Regions from separate parts of the Mus musculus genome. Here region 2 is linked to region 1. A link is a loop called in an ENCODE intact Hi-C map of the cell type or tissue named here. Cell type or tissue: left cerebral cortex. All regions are shown on one strand. Each heading gives the region's core, and the rest is flanking DNA. Links, peaks and the distances in the headings are about the cores only. Region 1 overlaps Nphs2 (nephrosis 2, podocin). Region 2 overlaps Axdnd1 (axonemal dynein light chain domain containing 1).

Region 1 (4,390 bases), core at 222-4,221:
GGTCTTTCCTATTCTTTCTTCTGGTAAATATAAATGGATTCCCTTAAAGTATGCTCACTTTTCCTCCCTCTTTCTCCTCTCACAGAGGCAAGCACCATCATGCCTAACTCATTACTGTGCTTGATAAAATCTCCATGCATTAAAAAAATGTCTACTTTGAATACAGAATCAATCTTCCATTACTCCTTTGTTTTTTATGCTATAATCTTTTTTGTTGTTGTTGTTGTTGTTTTTTGTTTTGTTTTTGTTTTTCGAGACAGAGTTTCTCTGTATAGCCCTGGCTGTCCTGGAACTCACTTTGTAGACCAGGCTGGCCTTGAACTCAGAAATCTGCCTGCCTCTGCCTCCCTAGTGCTGGGATTAAAGGCGTGAGCCACTACGCCCGGCTCTATGCTATAATCTTACTCCTATAAAATACACCTTAAGTGCATTTAGTTCCCCTCTTGCACATAGGAATCCAGACTGAATTCAATTTTTTTTTTTTCACTTAGGTGGTAACCAAAGATATGTTTATAATGGAGATAGACGCTGTCTGCTACTACCGCATGGAAAATGCCTCTCTTCTTCTAAGCAGTCTAGCCCATGTGTCCAAAGCCATCCAGTTCCTGGTGCAAACCACCATGAAGCGCCTCTTGGCACATCGATCCCTCACTGAAATTCTCCTGGAAAGGAAGAGCATTGCCCAAGATGTAAAGGTACTGAGATGAGTTTAATGAGGAATGGTCATTTGTTAAACTTGCTATGTGCAAGGCAGGCATTCAGCCATTTGAGATGCCATTCCTTGGGGAATCAGTCAGTCAGTGACATCATTGGCCTGGGGATGCAGATATTGCTTCCACCCCTTCCCTAAGGTCACTCCGCAGTGACCTTCAGCACACTGTGAAATACCAGCTTAGTAGGAGTGTTGGAAGCAGTCGTGAGTGGAAAGGGCAGGACTCATGGCAATGCACAAGGATGGTTCCCAGATGCTGACTCTAGCTGGAGAGATAATCATAGCCCAAAGGTAAAGAGTGGGGAACTCAAGTAAGACTTTCAGAGGCCAGACATCGCCTACCCTTTCATCATTAGCTGCCCAACTGTCCATACTTAATTGATTTAGAATTAAAGGAGGGAATAAAAGTAAAAACTTCCCCTGGAGAAATGGCCCAGTGAGTAAAGTGCTCGTTGTGGAAGTGTGAGGTCCTGAGTCTGGATCCTGCAATGCAACCTAGCATGGGAAGGCAGAGCCAGGAAGACCCCGGGGCTCTCTGGCCTAGTTGGTTGATGGGTTTCCAGTTTAATGGGAGACCCTATCTCAGGAAATAAAGTGGAGAATAGAGAAAGACACTCAGCATAGACCTTGGGATTTCACATTCACAAACATGGGCACCTGTGCACTCATACACACACGCGCATGTACACACACACACACCACACACACACACACACACACACACACAAAGAGAGAGAGAGAGAGAGAAATCCCTTCTAAGCAGCCTTACTGAGCCCTCAGGCTTTGCAATCTCATCTACAGCCTGAGTAGATGCCTTGATTAGCAAGGAAGTGGCAAGAGATACTAAGAGAGCAAAGCAGGGCTGCAGGCAGCTGGCCAGGTCAGGTGGCAGTTACCACTAGGGACCCAACTCAGCACTGAAGTCATGGGGACACTAAACTTGGGTTGGAAGGCGGCTAGGAAGAATGATGTGAACTGGAGGAGCCACAAGGACCAATGGCACCGGCAGTGACTGCTTTATAGAACCTGAGCAGTCACTAACCAGAGAAGACAAAATGCAGTGTCCAATATTTGTGGCTTGTCTGAGTGTTACCGATAACTAGTATCCCTGTCCTGAGGATGGGTGAGGAGCTGGAGAGTACATTGAAGCTAGAAAGACATGAAGATGAGTGGCAGGCAGGAGCCCCACCCTGACACAGGGCCACTTAGCATGCTCCCCACTGTCCCTTTCAGCCTCATTCTTGTTCATCCCTCACCTCTGAGGGCTAAAGGCCAGGCCACTGATGTCTAAGCTCAGTTTTGTTGCAATGAGTTATGATTTAAGCATTTATCCATCTGTCTCCCCATATTATGTATTCCATGAACTTGGCATGGTGCTGAATGATCGAGAAATGGCTCAACTGCTATAGCCTCGCACCCTACCACCCTTTCTTTATTGAACTTCAAACTCCTACTGGCTTAGCACTCACCCAGCATGCAACAGTGCTTTCTCTCCCTCCAATTTCCTCTTAAGTTGTTTCCTCTGCCTGGAGCTCTTTCCTTCTCCCTACAGGACAAATCTTAGTTGTTCATTACGATGCCACCTCATGTACGATGTGTCTCTCAATATTTCTTACCCACACCTGCTCCCTCAAACTGGTTGGTCCTTCTTAAGACTTGCAATGCACTGCAATTAGTATTTAGCCAGTCAGAAATTATTAGAAGCTTAGTTTGAAAGGAGTCCGGGCCACCATGGAGGGCTCTAAGCCCTGCCCTGCCCTTCACCCATTTCCAGAACCCTGATAGGTTTTTTCCTCTAGTTCCGTTTCCAACTTCAATCATGTAGGGCACAGAAGACTAAGAAGCAGGAGGAATCTGATACCATCAGTATTAAGGAAGTAAAAGTATCCTAAAATTGATAGCCATGTGGCAGGATCTGAACCTAGGGGTGCAGGTTATTTAAGGGGTGCATTTTAAAACAAACTGAAAAAAAATGTACCACCTATACTAATTCCCTATCACTCATGTAATAAATTTCCCCCAAGCCTGGTGGCTCAAAACAGCACGGGCTTACTCTACTCTTGCGGTCCTGAAGATCAGAGTGCAGAATCATCTTTGCTGGGTTCAAGACCAGGCATGAGCTTGGCAGATTCCTTGTGGAGGCTGAGCTAGAACCCACAACCTTCTGAGCCTCTGTGTCACCTGCATTCCTCCTCTGCCTTCCGGTCCCAGCCTTCACAGAGCACCAACCCCGTGCTTCCTCCATCACATCACCTTGTCTTCCAGAGTCTTGTGACTATGTCCCTCAAGACCCTTGGATTTTAATCGCATCCTAAATCACATCCTAAAAGTTCTCCCAGAAGCAGCCACGGGTCCTAGGGACATAAGCATCTTTGGGAGCCGTTACTCGGGTTCCTACGAGTCCTTCAGCTCCACAGTGGTGATTTACCAGCACTGTGCAAGTTCAGCGTCTCTGGCCAGGCACTGTGACATTGAAAAGCAGTGTCCTATGAAAGGACATGTCCCGAGGACAGAACAATGGCCCGTGGTGCACAGGGGTAGGGGGTGTACTGTGGGGGGGTGGGTAGATGGGGCTCTTATTGCCCCCTGGGAGACGCAGGTCTCACTGGCATCTCCACCCTTTTCTCCACAGGTTGCCTTAGATGCAGTGACCTGTATTTGGGGCATCAAAGTGGAGAGAACTGAAATGTAGGTAGGAAAATAATCAGTAAGAACAATATTTTAAAAATCATTTCAAATACTGCATCCACATTGATATTAGAGAAAATTGACTTGTCATCTCATAGCCAAGATACAACCACTACAACACTTAAGCAAACTATCCCATGGTTTCTAATTATGCAGTAAGGGGTCTTTTTCCTGTCAAACTTAGCATTTTAACCATGGTTTTTTTTATAGCTCAGTGGTTTTATCCAGAGTGTCTAACTTCACATGTATATCACCCGCCCCCCCAAAAAAAAAATCAGCAAGAACTCTCCAACCCCTCACCTCACCCCGAGTTTCCCTTCAGCAGATATGCCTGTTATTCTGGACATTTCACAGAAATGGAGTCATAGCATAAAGACTTTGGTCTGGTTTCCTTTCACTTAGCATAAATTGTCAAGGTTGACCGGTAGTATGGCACGCACCAGTATTTCATTCCATTTTATGGTCAAATATTATTCCATTGTATGACCATAACAAAACTGTGTCTCTACATTCCTCAGTGTAAAAACGACTTCAGGGTTGTAATGGAAAGTGCTAAGATGAGATTTTACTTCTATGGTTTTTTATGCAGACATGAGAATAGTTCTCATTTGCTCAATCCTTCTCTCAAAATCAATATTCTTTTATAAACAAGTGCAGGTGGGGCCACTATGGAGGCTGCATGGGGCCGGGCTATTCTAATTACACAGGCCATAGTTTATGTTCAAGATTTGTGGTCATCTTTCTCACTTAAGACCTCACATAAATCCTCCATAGTGGCCCCACCTGCTTTATCCATTCATTCAGAATTTGCTATTCAGGGCTGGAGAGATGGCTCAAGAGTTTAGGGGAAAAAAAAAAGTCTACTCTTCCAGAGGAACCCGAGTTCAACTCTTAGCATCAGTCGGTCATTTCACAACCATCTCTCACTCCAATTGCCCTCTTCTGGCCTCCGAGGGTGATAGGCATATATGTGATGTACATATATATATA
Region 2 (4,390 bases), core at 67-4,066, 81 kb after region 1:
TCTGAGGAAGAGGTGTCTGGGAGCAGAGAAAGAAGGACTCAAAGTCAAATTGTGGGTTACAAGATGATGAATTGTGTTCTACTCAATAGGTTTCCAGACAGCCTCTGTAGATAGCTCTTGGCTAATTTCTTTGGTGGAGGAGATTTCAAGACAGCCTAGTTGACTCTGTCACATGGTTATTAGTAATCATTCTTATGCTGGTATATGATGAAAAAAAAAAAAAGCAAGTAGGGCAGAAAGAGTTGCAAAATGTACAGTTTGAAGAGAAAAAGCACACCAGGAAATTTAATGTTACTGCCAAGGCTTGTGATGAAAGGAATAATGTAAAATAAAGTAATTAAATATTGGTCTGACCCACACTGTGAATAACAGGAGAAATGCTCTCAGCACTTGGGAGGCAGAAGTAGGCAGATCTCTGGGAGTTTAGGGGCTAGCCTGATTTACATAGCAAGTTCCAGGATATTTGGGGCTATGTAGAGAGACCCTAACTCAAAATGAGGAGGGGGAGGGAAGGAAAGAGGGAGGGAGGGAGGGGAGGGAGGAGGAGGAGAAAGAAAGCAGAGGGGAGAGACCAAATCATCATCTACAACTCTGAATTTTCCATGAGAAGGGAGAATCTAGTCTTTCCTGAGTCTGTACTTGTGAAATCAGGAAATCCTTACTCATCAAAGCACTTCATTGTGGTCTGGGAAATGGCTTAGAAGACCTTTGACCTTTGCCCAGTCTAGCTACTGTAGAGGAATAGCTAGAAGTATCTGAAGGTAGTGGAGCCCTGCGGGCTGCTGTTACAGTCTGGTGTGGCTTTAGCGTTTAGAGGAACACTTTGAGAAGTCTTCTTCCCCACTTACCTTATGAGGCACCATGGCACTGCTTTGTGACTGTGTTGACTTGTTTGGGGGACAAAGTTTTTTCTCCACGGCCTCTCCTTTCACGTATTTAACATCATACAGGAAAGAAATATCCCTTAAAAATTAAGAAAAAATATGGTTTTAAGAGTCAGGGCAGCAGACCTGCTCTCATTGCCTCGTTTCCCCTGCGTATCTGATTGTTTAAAATTATTTTGAGATGTGGGGAAACAGAAGTATGATTTATGATGAATACAAGTCCTTTGGTCCTTACAACCGCTCTGTGTCAGAAGGTGAGCCCTTTATGTTAGAATGATGATTTATATTAGATTTATGTTAGAATGAGAGCAGTTTACCAACCCAATAGTTTTTGAGATTTCAGTTGTAGCAACGATGCCTGAGCTGCCTGGGGAAACTCTGGGATGGCAGCAGTCTCATTCCACTGGGCTGCCCCTTCACTTTTAGCATCACTGCCATTTAAGGACACGTATGGGGTCCCAGCTGCCCGAACTCACAGCCAGGCCCAGCTTCCTCTGTGTAGCCTCCCCCAGCCTGAAGCCGGCTGGTACAGACCTGATCGCCACTGAGGTAGGGCCACCTGCGGTGCAGCTTTCCGACTTGGCTGGCCTCTTTTGAAGTGTCAGCTGCCCTGGGATTCTGCTACCTGCCGAGAGGCTGAACCTGTCTTCCTGAGACATTCCTGAATAAGCAACAGCCTGGCGAACAGTCTCTTAGTAAACTCTCGGGCCTTGACCAGAGAAAAACTTGTCTTGGCTTCATCATTCTTTTCTTGCCATCTAGTTTCTCTTTCGGCCCCAACCTGCCTTCCAGAAATACCCGGTTCATGTAGGCCGCGGGCCAGCTTATGCCTACAACCCCTCTGGAAATGTGCAGGCTTCCAGTAAAGGTTGCCTAATTAAGGTAGAACAGCACTTGGTACAAACTCTCTGGGCGGGGCAGCTTAAATCATGATGGCATCACTTCACGTGCAGAGGGGAGGAAGCAAGCAAGGCGGGCAGAACAGGCCCTGGCTTGGGTAGGACACTGAAGAACAGGGTGAGACTCCCACACAGCTTTTGGAATCTGCAGCTGCGTACCTAGTTGGTGACCTTGGGTTTAGCATCCAGCAGCAGCTTTTTGGATGGATCCCCCTCTGACCAACCCCCGGGGCCAGAATCCAAGTTTGGAGGGTGAACCTGCTGACACCTGACCAGCACCCCCCACCCCCCAACTCATGGAAGACTGGGCATGAGTCAGGAGCCCATCACATTCGTCCTCTCCACCATCACAAGCTTCCCACTCACGTCACCAACTCTTTCCTCCTCTTCCACCTGGAATGACTCAGCTTTTACCCCACAGTCATTCCTGACAGTTCTATGCTGGAGTCCATCTTGGTCCACTACCCCGGAATCTCATTCCACCTTTGAAAGCTTCTGTAGAAAACGCCCACTGCCCTACTATGACGCTCCTTGTCCTGGTTTTCTTTCTTCCACTGTGATAAAATACTGACCAAAACCAACCCAGGGAAGGAAAAGGCTTATTTGGCTTACAGGTTTCAGACCATCATTGAGAGAAGCTGAGGCAGGGACTAGAGAGGAGCTGTGCTAACTGGCTGGTTCTTCATGGATTGCTCAACCTGCTTCCTTATACAACACAGACACCTGCACAGACATAGCACTGCTTCCAGAGCGAGGACTGCTAACCAAGAAAATGCCCACAGGGGCTGGAGAGATGGCTCAACGGTTAAGAGCATTGACTGCTTTTCTGAAGGTCCTGAGTTCAAATCCCAGCAACCACATGGTGGCTCACAACCATCCATAATAAGATCTGATGCCCGCTTCTGGGGTGTCTGAAGACAGCTACAGTGTACTTACATATAATAAATAAATCTTTTTTTAAAAAGAAAAGAAAATGCCCAGAGACAGGCCCACAGGCCAGTCTGATGGAGGTGATTCCTCAGCTTGGGGTCCACCTTCCAAGGCAGCTCTAGTCTGGGCCTAGCTGACAGAGACTAGCCAGAACATTCATAACATGACTGTTCCCTTCTGACAATCTTCCCTTCACCATGCACTGCTGTTATAGCGTTCTGATGTAGTGAAAGTATAACGTAAAAACAAAATTCTAGGTCTTTAGGCCCAGGCTTGGGAATGTGACCTCTGTGACTTAATGCTCCAAGGTATGCTAATCATAAAACAGATAGCAACTTTCCTCTACCCACCAGCTTCCTGGGTTCAAAGAGTGTTCATTCAAAGAAAGTCACCCTGACCATTGCCGAAACCCGCTATGCAAATGTGCTATTGTTAGGGGCTCTTAAAAACTGTCTTGAGAGATAACCGGAACAATTACCAGGTATTCCTTGTGACTCTTGTGACTTTGCACTTCCTTGGGACTCTTAACTGGTATCTTTGGTATTTTCCAACAAAGCCCTCCCCACTTCCTTGAGTTGTGGTTTCTTCCTTTAAATACCCCCTTATCCAGCTACTCAGGGTGCCACAGTCCTCTACCCCTGCGAGGTGTATGACCGTGGGCCTGAGAGCGCTCTTGAATAAAAGTCCTCTTGCAGTTTGCAGCAAGACCATTTCTTGTGTGATTTGGGGTGTTGCCTCTCCTGAGTCAGAACGTGGGGAAGTCCTCACGTTGTGGGTCTTTCAGTAGCCAGCTAGAATCTATCATCTATGTCTTTCTGTTAAATATCAACCTTCCCAATGTTACCTCCCAGAAGGCATATCATTTCCCTTCTGAAACCATGCCTCAGAGACCTAGTGAAGACTTCTTTTTACAAAGGCAATCTCATCCATTTTCTGCCACTACCTAGAATACTTTCCTGATTTGACCACTCTTCTGTCTGAAACCAGTCTCCTGGATTCTCCCCGTGTTTATGACACTCCTGAATCATCTGTCTACCCCTCTAGAGATGCTCCACAAAGCTGTGTCCTCTACATCCGTGGTTCTCAACCTGTGGGTCTCCACCCCTGTTGGGGTTGAATGACTTTCACAGGGTTTGCATATCAGTGGCAGCATCTGGACACTGGGCTACACTTTCTTTCTTGGCCAAGCCATCAGATCTGCAGTCTGTTTCACCCTCCTCTATTTGCTAGACTGCCCTCAAAATCTCAGCATTGAGACCCAATCCCTCCCTATCCTTTGCCCTCCATACCCAATCTACTGCTAATGCCAATTAATTCTATAGCTGCCTCCAGGTCAGGACAGTGGCCAGTCTTATCATTTCGTGCAAATCTCTAGTCAGATTTGTCATTACTTTTGATGTGGGCTCTCAGGTCTCTAGGGTATGTCCTATATACTTCTAATGTTTTCATGTCTCCATCCCTCCGTCTAACTTTAAAGTAGACTTTAGCCTGACTTATGCTCATGGTCCACTGTCTCTCTCCTCTGCACTGCTGATGCTACAGAGGACACTGGTGGGCTCTGCTGGCCAGGTGTCCTTTCCCTTTCCATCCACGTCTAGTTATCTTGTTTTCCTTTGAATAATTATCTTGCTCCTCTGTTAGGTCTCTCAGAAAAAAAAAATTCTGGGTGCCAGCAAG

The links. Hi-C counts contacts between places; a loop is a spot of excess contacts. Peaks named below come from ENCODE experiments on the same cell type or tissue, not always from the same donor. Only the 100,000 strongest peaks of a DNase experiment are listed, where the experiment ranks them.
Region 2: a loop joins it to region 1, with 2.5 times the contacts of the local background. A loop is called at or near these places in 1 of 42 quality-filtered maps.

Annotation. Positions count from the first base shown.
Region 1 is chr1:156,320,393-156,324,782 of GRCm38, forward strand. Nphs2 (nephrosis 2, podocin) reads left to right here. Exons shown (of 8, transcript NM_130456.4): 5 at 492-695; 6 at 3,345-3,400. Among named protein-coding and RNA genes, the nearest start is that of Nphs2, 12 kb to the left of the region's middle. In left cerebral cortex, for the core only: no CTCF peak of the experiment used is centred there; no DNase peak of the experiment used is centred there.
Region 2 is chr1:156,401,983-156,406,372 of GRCm38, forward strand. Axdnd1 (axonemal dynein light chain domain containing 1) reads right to left here. Exons shown (of 26, transcript NM_001346967.1): 5 at 849-963. Among named protein-coding and RNA genes, the nearest start is that of Axdnd1, 17 kb to the right of the region's middle. In left cerebral cortex, for the core only: no CTCF peak of the experiment used is centred there; a DNase peak (open chromatin) is centred at 2,294.